Linked DNA regions of Homo sapiens: region 1 is linked to region 2. The links are chromatin contacts, found by Hi-C or POLR2A ChIA-PET in ENCODE. All regions are on one chromosome and are shown on one strand. Each heading gives the region's core, a stretch centred on a gene start or an enhancer-like site at or near the end of the contact. The rest is flanking DNA. Distances are from core to core; before and after follow the strand shown.

What was found. Hi-C counts contacts between places; a loop is a spot of excess contacts on that map. ChIA-PET counts read pairs that join two places held with the same protein, here RNA polymerase II (POLR2A). Pooled maps may share reads with other maps.
Region 1: a pooled map shows a loop between it and region 2 (6-fold over the local background). The contact joins two enhancer-like sites. A Hi-C loop is called at or near these places in 7 of 168 maps with a recorded cell type or tissue (B cell, CD4-positive, alpha-beta T cell, CD4-positive, alpha-beta memory T cell and 3 more), 4 of 37 single-sample maps with no recorded cell type and 17 of 50 pooled maps. POLR2A ChIA-PET finds 5 or more read pairs at or near these places in 4 of 52 experiments (CD4-positive, alpha-beta T cell, CD4-positive, alpha-beta memory T cell, MCF 10A and 1 more).

What each region holds. Positions count from the first base shown.
Region 1 is chr2:237,472,645-237,478,194 of GRCh38, forward strand. No RefSeq gene overlaps it. Among named protein-coding and RNA genes, the nearest start is that of MLPH, 12 kb to the right of the region's middle. RefSeq lists silencers at 2,543-2,952, 2,973-3,052. Within about 2 kb of position 2,732, at least 37 of the 41 ENCODE cell types and tissues checked have a DNase peak (open chromatin) inside an H3K27ac peak, as active enhancers do.
Region 2 is chr2:237,070,999-237,077,036 of GRCh38, forward strand. All of the region lies in intron 1 of COPS8-DT (COPS8 divergent transcript), which reads right to left. Among named protein-coding and RNA genes, the nearest start is that of COPS8-DT, 12 kb to the right of the region's middle. RefSeq lists an enhancer at 4,632-5,201. Within about 2 kb of position 2,626, at least 2 of the 41 ENCODE cell types and tissues checked have a DNase peak (open chromatin) inside an H3K27ac peak, as active enhancers do.

The DNA of each region.
Region 1 (5,550 bases), core at 1,482-3,981, 400 kb after region 2:
CACCGTCATTGTCCAATGACCTTTGTAAAGCCACTTAACTCACATTCAGCCTCCCTTGCAGTCTTTTTTTCTATCAGATGGGGATGTTAATAACAGTGCCTGTCCCCCAGGGTTGTCGTGGGGTGCAGGGCTGCACACCGTGGAAGGGCTCAATATCAGGGAGCCGTATTAGCATCATGTGGTTTTGGCTCAGTGTGCAGAAGGGGCAGGAGATTGTTGTCTGGGCCTGGGACAGAGGCTGGGCTTCACCTGGGGCCAGGGCAGGGCCCCCAACTCGCAGGGCCTTGGGTGCTGCACCCCATCCCCTGAGGAGCCCCAGGTCCCCTCCCCCACACCTGAAGATGGGCCTTTCTCTTAGAACTAGCAGGGAGGTCCAGGCCATCGCTTACACAACAGCATTTGCTGAGGCAACCACATGCAGACGTGGTCCTGGGCGCGGGGCCTACCACTGGGAACACCACCGGGCTGGGCACCCTCGGTGTGGAAGGCAAAGGGATCAAGCACTTCTTCCTCCTTGGAGGCTTCCCAGACTCCCTTTGCCTCCCAGATGGCCAGCCCAGAAGCCCACGTGGCCCAGGTGGTCAGATGGCCTGGGGTGCGGTAGAGCCTCACACCACCGGCTGCTGCTCCTTAAGATGCACTTACGATGCCCCAAAAGCCCAGCAGCCCGGGCCAGAGAGGGCTCCTGCACACTCAGAAACCCACCCGGGCAGTGTGGTGGCAGCCCCCAGCAGGACACTTGTCTGCCCCTCCCGATGCCTTGCCCGCCTTTGCCACCCTGCTCTATCCCGAACACCAGCCACTAGGGCCTGCACCAACTGCCCCTTTGGCACCAGCTTCCCAATGGGCTCAGCCAAGAGGGGCCCAGCAGGAGCCTGGGGAGCAGGAAGAGAGAAGCCTGGCATTGACCCCATCTCCCTCCCCGCCTGCAGTGGCTGCAGCTGCCCGGACCCCACAGCTCTGGGGGCACCTCTCTCAAGGCTCCACACTCCACATTCCAGACACCGAGCCCTCATGTGCCTCTCTCCGGCCCGAGGCGGCAACAGCTCTTACTGCGGCCCCTCCCCGGGGACGTCACCTGCCTTACTGTTTCCTAACTCTGCCCACACCTTTGTCAGATGTCCCCGCGGCAGCAACTCTGCCACCTCTCTCCTGCCCAGACCCTGGCTGGCAGGAGGAGGACATGCAGGGGAACCACTGGAAGCCAGGAGGAGAGAGTTTAGGCTTAGCTCCCAGGCTGGAGCCCTTCAACTACCAAGTCTCACAGCCCAATGCCCTCGCTTCAGGGTCCCGTTGGTGGAGGCAGGGCACCAGGCAGACCAGATGGGGCAAAACCCAGGCCACCGGGGCTGACGGCTGAGCGTCTAGACCTCAGACCTTAGACCCAGGTAAGGCAGCAGCACCAGGGAAGCCCTAGGGTAGGAGGTGCCCTCGGGTAGGAGGTGCTGGGTGAGAACGGTTGGTGAGAAGAAGCGCCTCCCAACCTCTCTGCAGCTTCCTCACTAAATGGCTTGGAACTCAGGATATATGTTCCCACAGCCACAGTGGCCCCAAGTTGGTCAGGCTGTCAGGCGGCTCCAGAAACCACACACCCCATGACATGAGGAAGCCACAGACAGAGACACCCAGTTTCCCACTGTTTCCTTGGAAACGGCAGGCCCAGATCCAGCTCATCCACCCCCCTACTCTCAGCTAGAAACAAAGCCTGGCAGCTTCCCCTGGCACTCCCGGCCCACCTGGTCCACCCACTGGCTGACCCCAGCCTCTGCCCTGCAACTGTGGCCAAAAATGATGCCCCTTCAGCTTGGCCCCAGAGCGGGGCAGGGGCCAGGCTTCCAGGGGTAGCTCAGGCCAGAAAGGGACGAACTGGGAGCTTGGCCTTCCCAAGCAGTAGTGCTTGCTAAGGTTAGGGTTGGGGTTGGGGATGGGGCGCAACCCTGGCTGGAGAGCCCCAGGCGGCTGTGGGTGGGTCCCTGGAGGCCTCTGCAGGCCTGGAGTTCCTGGGGCTTGGATGGGCAACGGTCCAGGGATCTTGACCTTGTATTTGAGGATGGTGGGAAATCCCAGCACTTCCGGCTCCCCGACCCCAGGGACTCCCCTAGCAGAACTCAGGGAGCAGAAAGCCCAATGGTGCAATGCGATGCAGGCCCCCCTGCAAAGTCATTCCCCAGGGGCTGACCACGCAGAGGCTTGGGCCGCCGATACGCCAGGCAGGGGCATTAAGAGTGGAGAATTTTTTTAATTTGATACTAAACACACAAAAAGGCATTCAAGTAATTTGTGGATAAAGTCTGTTGGATGGAGGGGCCCAGCGCTGGATTCCCACAACCACTTATTTATGGCTTAGTGTGGTTTGACTTTGAATCCCACAAAAGGGCGGGGAGGAGAGCGGCCCCACGGCTGCGTAGCGTTCGGGGTAAAGGTCCTAGTGGCCACTGATTCCCGGCAGCCGCTTGCTGTAACGAGGGGCTCCCGGCAACATGACGTGGGGCTGGGGGGCTCCATTTCCAAGGAAACAATGCGTGGGCGCGGGGCTCCGAGGCCCCGGGGTCCCCGGGAAGGGCTGGAGGGCCGGGGGCGCACATCTCGGGTCTCGGGGTCCGGGGACGGCAGACGCGGGGGCGCGCGGAACTGCGGCCGGGGCAGTAATCACCCCAGGGCCGCCCAGGCCGCGCCCAGAATGGCTCCGAGGCGGGGCCGGGCCGCGGGGGGCGGACGGAAGGGCCGGGGCGGCGCGGGGAGGACCCTCCCGAAGCCCAGCCGGGGCCCTGAGCTCAGAAGCCTGGGAAACGGAGGCCACGCCGGGCAGGAGCCGAGCTCGGTTTCACCGCCCCCAGCGGACCGACCGCCCCGCCTCCCAGGACCCCGAGACCCCGGACCCCGGCCCGCCCTACAAGCAGGAGCTTTGGCGGCGCGCCCGGCTGCAGCCGTCGGCCTCTGTCGCCCCCTCCCGGAGCGGAGGAGTCACGGCGGGAAACAGCCCGAAGCCGGCGGGGCCCCGAGGGGGTCCGCGCTGCCTGCCCGGGGACCCCTTTTCTTGGCAGAGAGGATACTGACATCGGTCTGGAGGCCGTACGTCAGTCCCGGGGATGTCGGGATCAGCCTTGGAGGATGCCCTCGATCTTTATCCTTTCCTATGTCCCCAGTCCCTGGCAAAAGGTAGTAGACCCAGGGGAAGGATGCAGGAAGCGAGGAAAGGAATTCCCATGCCATGAGCACCATCCTAGAGGTGTTGACACACAAACACGCGCGTGCACACAAATCCTCTAAGGTAACCACAACAACAGAACCTATGAGCCATTTGTGAATACGCCGGCACTCGGAAGTGCTGTGGACACACTCCTACTCCACCCCTGACTCACTGCGCCTGCCTCTCAGACAAGGACCCATGCCTCCCTTCAGTCCTCTCTGAAGTGGGGACCGTACTGGCATCTGCCTCATTTAGTAGCTGTGAGGATTAAATGTGGTTGAACCCGTAAACTCGCTTGAACAGCACCTGGCATTGAAAGGATTGTAGCTGGCACCCTCCTCCTCATCTTCCTCATTCAATCAGTTAGGAATGCATTCAGCTGCAAGCTCAGGAAACGCAACCGACAGTTGCCTAGATGTGCAGGTGTGTTTTTCTCCCATAACAAGGAGTTCAGAAGTCGCCTGTCAGCCTGGGAGCACAGCTCAGCGATGCGTCAGGACACTGGGCTTTCTTTCCATCCCCAATCCTCACCATCCTATTGCTGGTCTCCTCCTGGTTGCCAGATACTTGCTGTAGCTGCAGATCTCAGATTCAAGATCCAGGCAGGAAGAAGGGAGAAAGGACAGGAGGTAAAGGGCTTTCTCCTAGTAAGGGTTTCCTGTTTATTCTGGAAGGGACAGGAACCTCTTGCACTTCGATTGTCCAGAAGTGTCCATGCAGGTTATCTTCACTGCAAGGGAGGCTGGAAAATGCCTATTTTTAGTTGAAGTCCTTGCTCCTCTACCTGGAGTTAGGGTTCTGTTAGCATACGAGGGACATGGTTATTGAGTAGACAACTAACGGGACCTGCCAGTGTGCTGTTGCATGGTCTACCTAACCTCCACTCTGGAGACAGAGAAATCAGTGCCCAGTAACGCTGGAAATCTTGCCCAAGGTCACACAGCTAGTGGGTGTGACATCCCAGTCTCCTGATTCTAAGTATTAATGTTCTGTAAATCAATGACTTGACATTGATTGTTGAGGCATTTTTATGGCATTGGTTTTGAAGCACTGATGTTAATTTATGAAGCGTATTTATAATAACTGCTTTAAAATTCTTACCAGATAATTCTACCATCTGATGCATCAAAGTATCAACATCTATTTATTGTCTTTTCTCACTCGGGTGGTTTTTTTCTGGTTCTTGGTATGACAAGTGGGTTTGTATTATATTCTGGTCATTTGGTTATTATGTTCAAACATAATAAAAGATTATTACAAAACATTAAAGAATATCTCCTGTTGTAGATACTGGTTGCAGACATCTCTGACACCCAGTCTAGGCTACATGGGAGATAAAAAGAAAAGTCTAAGGAACCCACCATATTATCTTTCCTCCAGTCCTGAGGTCTCTGGCCAGTCTACCTTCTTCTACCCAACTTTCAGAGTCCTTTTATCATTGTCTGTTAAAGAATTTCCATGGTATTTAGTTTTTAGAAGGGAGGAGTAGGGAAAAGTGAGTCTACTCATTTTGTTTCAGAACCAAAATCCTAAACCCTTTTCAATAGCACATTCCAACCTACCTCTCACGAACTCCCACTAAATACCCCAAATCTACGCCAGCTCCAAGGGATTGTTTGGTCTTCTCAGGGGATGGTGCCATGTAAAGAGCTCAGCATCAGTCAGATATCCAGCAACAGAAGTAGCTAGATCAGGCTTGGTGAGATAGAGCCCACGTAGTCGGACCATATGGCCTCCCTCCTGGTCCCCTGGCATGAACATTGAGGTGACCAAGGACACAGTCTGACTCCATAGGGTAAATGACCCAGTATACCCATTCATTCAGTGTCCTTTTTGTACTAGGTGGCCTCTGGTAAGCATTGACATGAGATAGAAGATTCACATATGGCGCCTATTCCCAAGATCCCTGCACATACCTCTCTGTCTCCAGTCTTTCAACCTTATTCTCTTCCAGTTCCCTGAACAACTAGAGAAGCTTGCATTAATACCTGGACCTGCTACAGAATTTTCTCACGCTCTAAGCGTCACTCAAACCTGCCAGCCTTCCAAATCACTTCCCAAATGGATTGCAGCAGTATTCCCAAGTGAGCCATGTGCTGCCTCCAACATCCAAAGTTCCACCTAGTGCTATGTCTCTGTCCTTGTCATAGCGCCTGCAAAGAGAATAATTTGCCCTATACTTTTGAAGGTATGTCCCAGCAGACTCTACATCTTTAGTCCCCTAAGAACCTAGCCTAAGTTTTATATCCCTGGAACATCATAAGATTGGCCTCCCAATGCACATATGTCTTACCAGAGTATTCAGCATCTTTCTACTCTCCTTTTCACCAGTTCTAATCTGGAAAATATCACCATATGTT
Region 2 (6,038 bases), core at 1,376-3,875:
TGGGGAAGGGTACAATGAATCCTACCAACAACCATATAAGTGATCTTGGAATGGGATCCTTCCCCAGTTGAGCCTTGAGATGAGACCACAGCCCCAGACAACACCTTAATCACAGCCTCATGAGTGACCCTGATAGAGAGAACACAACTAAGCTACACAAGGATTCCTGAGCCACAAAAAGCATGAGATAACCCATGTCTGTTGTATTAATCTGCTAAGTTTTGGGATTGATATGTAATCTTAATTGATAAAGAAATAGACTAGTAAATTCTAGAAAACCCCAAGAGAACTAAAGGAATTCCTCAAGGCAATATGGTTCACTCTAGTGTGAGGGCTGAGTGTATTTGCCGCTGTATCCCAGCACTTAGTGAAGTGTCTGGCACTCAGTAGGTGCTTAATAAGAAAATGGCTCCTGGAAAGAGAAGAACAGACCTGGGTGGGAATGAGTAGAACTTGGAATGGGGAAGTAGGCAGAGTGGATCCCAGTGTGGAGTCCATTTGAAATTGAAAGGGTTATCAGGAAGAACATGGATTCACAGTGTGGCCTCAGATATTCTGCTGTGACTGGGTATAAAGCCATTTCCAGGCTGTCTCTGGCACTGATCCCCAGGAGTTTGGACATAACTGGGGTGAACACTCATTGGTGCTGTGGGGCCTCCTCAATCTGTGCAGTGCTGCTGAGAACATGGGCTTTGGAGTCAGAGAGCCCTGAGTTTAAATCCCTGAGACTTGTGTGACCTTGGGTTAGTTATCTGACTTCTCTGAACCTCGGTTCTTCATTTGGTGTCATGAGTATTGCAGATGAATCAAATGAGGTAGCTTAATAAATGGTCATTCAAATCCAGCCGAATCCAGTTTAAAAAGCATCCTCAACTCTTATCAGACAGGTACCTCCCAGGACATGCAACAGCCTCAAGCTGGTTCCTGTCGGCCCCTCCTATGGCCATGGAAGTTTTCTATAGAGGCCAGGGACTCAGTACCCCTGGGGCTCACACACCCCTTTGAGAAGGCCATGAACGCTGTGTAAAGTTATGATGAACAAAAAGTCTATTTCCCCGGGAACCTGCAGTAGAAGCGCCTGGCGTTTCTGTAGGGACCGGACTGTGCTCCCTGCAGAACGCCCTTCCTAGCGCAAAGACCTAGCGGTGCCCAGAGGAAAGCCTTCCTGATACCTTCCCCTCCTACTCTCCCGGGAACTTCATCCAGTTTTTCCACGGATGCTTCGGGCTGATCACGACCTTTCTCCCAGCCTCACGGACAAGGACGAGGTCCACTCGGATTGGACAACCTGATTCAGGATGGAGCCAAGAAGGGGATGCAGCGCGAGGAAGCCTGTCAAGACTTAGACAAACATACAGCACCTGGAAAGGGACTCCCCGAAAGCACACTTAAAGGGACTGCCACTTAAAAAGTAATTTTTGGGGAAAGAAAAAATAAAGAGAGGAGGAAAAGTTAGGCCCAACCCAAGGCCTGTCCGCTTTCCCTCAGCCAGTGGGAAATTAAGGATCCTGCATGGTGCCACAGCGCCCCCTGGTGGGAAAGACTGAGATTGCACTGAAGATCTCCAGACATCCATGTCTGGCTTTACCCTCTCACCTCTACTTGGGAGGGAAGAACATTGGAAATTATTTCCCAAGACTGCATTCCCTCAAGTTAAGTATAATGCTTGATTTCCACTATCAAAGGTAAAAAAGACATGTCTTAAAACCCTGTGTGAATAAGGTCGTGGGACATCCCAACCTAGCATTCCTATAATTAACAAAAATCACCATTTATTTGCCCACGTCCTGAGCCAAGAATAATCTAACGCAATGCTTAAGACAGCCTTACCATGCAGCCTGTCTGTTAACCATAGTTTTACAGGTGCAGGCATAGACTCGGAGAGGGGCTATGGCCTTGCTCAAGGTCACGCGGTCAGTGCCAGGATTCTCAAGCCTGGGCTCTCAAACGCATCGCTATTAACTGCCTAGGAAAAACATGACCGTCTCTGCTTGGTTCCCTCAAAATACATGATTAATTCTTTTTGATTCCCAACATTGTTATGTTTCTTTTCTCACTGAATATTGACTTTCCATTAAGCAACTCCAAAGCCTAGTTTTTCTAAGAAAGTATAAGTCATCCCTTTGAGAAAGCTTACTGATCACATACTGTTTTCAAGGTGGCTGGGCTAGGCACTGTGGGAAAAGTCCACTGGCGGGAGGCTCCCAATAACCTAAGGTGACTTTGGTGACTCTGACATAAGGCTACGCTGAGATGCTCCAAGCTTTGAAATCAATGTGTGTCGCTAGTATAAGAACTGGATTAGGCTTGGGGGGTCACTGTGATACAGACGGGCTTGGGTGCAAAGTGTACTTGGAGTTGGAGAGCTCTGAGTAAGCAGAAGGCAGGAGAGGGGAGGGACGGGCAATGCTCAGGATTAGGGCCCCTGATCAAGCACACGGGACGTGGCAACCACAAGAAATCTGGGGCAAATAATTTGGTAGCAGCCTTCATTTTAGCACAGAAATGCCGACAAGTTTCTTCTTGCACGCCCACTCTGATCTTTTGGTAGAAGCAGGCTGAAGTTATTTGTTGGGAGGACTCTGAAGCCATGCCCAGGCTCCACGGGAAAGTCAGCTGTGATTGACTAGAAGAGAGCTGCCTGCACACAAGAAAACTATGCAAAAAGGCTGGGCGTGGAGGAAATGACCTAACACAACAGGAGAAAATCCGAGAGAACGAGATAAGAGTACTAGAGCCTGAACCCAGTGGGAATGGATAGGGTTCTGAGTGATTCTGTGGGCATGGAAGAATGTGGAAGATAGAAGTAATCAGCATAAACAAGTAGGAAGTATTGCAGGACAGAAAACAGATGTCTCAGGCAGACAGATGATACTGGGGAGGGCAACTATAAAGAGAGAAGGGGACTCCTTGGAGGTCAACATGGCTGTCCTGTCCCTGGCTCTCCTGGCCCGGCCCCTGAACTGAGATCCAGGAGAGCAAGTTATGAGGGGAGAGCAGCATCTGGACATGCTTTTGTCCTCTTTGTCAGAATTGCCATGGGAGCTGAAAGCATCTGCCCAGCTGATATGCTTTGGATCTGTCCCGCCAAATCTCATGTCTGATTGTAATCCCCAGTGTTGGAAGTGGGGCCTGGTGGGAGGTGGTTGGATCACAGGGGTGGATTTCTCATGAATGGTTTAGCACCATTGCCTTGGTGGTGTTCTCGCGATAGTGAGTGAGTTCTCCTGAGATCTGGGTGTTTAAAAGTGTGTGGCATCTCTTCACTCTCTCTTGCTCCTGCTCCCACCATGAGAGACACCTGTTCCCCCTTTGCCTTCTGCCATGATTGTAAGTTTCCTAAGGCTTCCCCAGAAGCCAAGCTGATGCCAGAATCATGCTTCCTCTACAGCCTGTGGAACTGTGAGCCAATTAAACCTCTTTTTTAAAATAAACCACCCAGTCTCAGGTATTTATAGCAGTGTGAGAACAGAATCATACAGGATCCCACTGCTTGAGTCATAGAAGGCAAAAGGAAAAGAGCAAGAGTGGATGGAAAACAAGGAAGGTAAAAGCAAGGTGAGATCCTGTGCTCAGGGAATAAAGTAAAGAAAAGTGAGCACACTTAGCATTCATTCAACAAACATTTATGCAACGCCTGCTATGTGCAGTCCTCATAATACAGCAAGCTTCATTGAGATCACAGAATTAAAATAAAACTAGAAATCAAAAGCATAATGACCTGTTCTATATTTCCACTCACGCCGTTAGCCACGACATATGTCCTGACTCAGGAAACAGCTAATGAGTGTGAGAGCGGCCTTCAATGATGTCATGTGCCTGGAAGCCACCCTGCTCTAGAAGCACCATCGCTCTGCTCTCAGGTCGCTGCCTGCCTGTGCTCTTCCTCCATGCTTTATTTATAACCCCTTTGCCTTTGCCTCTACCACTGCCATCATTTTTCACAGCTTTTCTTTATTCCTCCAAATTTCCCCTAACATGTATCTGCCCTTAGCTCCAGGGCCCTTCTGAAGTTTTGCAAAAATGTTCTCTTTTATTATTCACTTGCCAACACAAGCATTAGTAAAAAGGAGGAGAAAAAAAAGAAAGAAAAGTGCCCTATTTTTAAAGTTTGAAATGTTAAAGTTGTCTAAGATTAGAAGAACAAAATCTTCATTGATTTTATAATATTGTAAGGAGATACTTTTCACCCATAATCTAGCTCTTTAAGCTTATCGTAATGTTCATTTGCATGTTTCCTTTCAACATTTCCCCAAAAATCTAGTCTGGGTTATGATATATAATAACCAAGAGGTATACACAATATTATTTTTCATGTTTTTTCAAAGTTATTTCAGAAACACTACTTTTACATAGACTTCATATTTATGAATTTAATAGCTATTGTACTTTATGCTGCTGTCCCATTTTTAGCTGTAGCTTATTTCCTCTTTTTAATAACTTCCTCAGGATAACTTCCCAGAGCCAGAACACTAAGTCCAAGGCTAAGTCTGTTTCATTGCCCTCATTGTGTATTGTTACCTGGCTTTCCAAACGGGTAGCATCTACTGCCACTGGGGATGACATTGCCAAGAGATCCATTGGAAAATTCGCTGGTCATGGACATCAATGTCCAATGGCAATGGTCCAATGGCAGCATCCCCCAAACTCCAGTTCCTCCAGAGGACAACTCATCAGAATTAGTAATCTCCTCTAGTCTGCTGAATGTTCAATGCCTCAGGAATAATAATAATAATAAATGCATCCCATTCTTTCCCTATCTGTTCTCACCCCAGTGACCCCTGCTCCAAGAGGCAGCCACTCATGCTGTGGGGCAGGGTTGGTTTCCACCCTAAGCAGAAAGCCCAGGACTCCTGGCCACAAGGAGGGCTGGCTCAGGGCTGGCCTATTTCTGCAGCTGCTTTCCAGCAACTCTGACACAGACCCTTTTTGGCAGAGCCATCGTCATCGCCTGGGGCCCATCTTCTAGCCTCAGGTCCTGCGGCCTCCAGCCAGGTGAACCATCTGGAAATCTTTCTCACTGATATCCATGAACTCTCCACCTCTTGCCTGCCTGCCTGGCTGGACTCTAAACCTGATACACTTCATGGCTGCAAATGATCTGTGTTTACTTTTCTTCTTGTGGGTTTGGCAGGGGCTAATGTCACATTCCTCTCTTCTGTAGGTGACCTTCCTGCCTGGGGCTTCCGGGGCTTGGTGACACATGCCCTGCAGCACAGAGGCCACTCTACCATCACTGGGGCCCCAACCACACAGTCACCAGACTAGGTGCGCTGAGTGTCTTCCATTTGTCCCTCCCATCCACTCTCCATGCTCTCCTCCCCATTATGCCTCAGAAGGCCAGCCGTATAAGCAACTGCTGCAGACTTCCTGCCCTCGGCTTCCGGCTGGGCTCAGCCAATGGGGATCCCCCGCAGGAGGTCAGAGGGAGAGATGGTAGGAAGGTCCTCTGAGTATTGATTCCTCACTCCCTCACTGCCTGGCTGGCCCTTCAGTGAAAGATCAGAGTCCCAGCCAAGCAGTCTTTGCTGGGCTCTACTAAATATTCCCTCCAATTGTCTTACAAAAATTCACCCACTGAAAGCTTCCAATTGTACAAACATCACCACAATAGAAGTTTAAAATATTTTCATCACTTTAGGAGGCTGAGGTGGGCGGATTGCCTGAGCTCAGGAGTTACAGATCAGCCTGGGCAACATCGTGAAACCCTGTCTCTACTAAAAATACAAAAAATTAGCCAGGCATGGTGGTGCATGCCTATAATCCCAGCTACTTGGGAGGCTGAGCCACGAGAATCACTTGAACCAGGGAGGTGGAGGTTGCAGTGAGCTGAGATAGTGCCACTGCACTCCAGCCTGGGCAACAGAGTGAGACTGTAAAACAATAATAATATTTTCATCACCCCAAAAAGAAACCCCAGATCCATTAGCAGTAATTTCCTATTTCCCCCAAACATCCCAGCCCATGGCAACCACCAATCTGCTTCTCTCTATGGACTTGCTATCCTGGACACTTCATGTAAATAAAATCATACAATA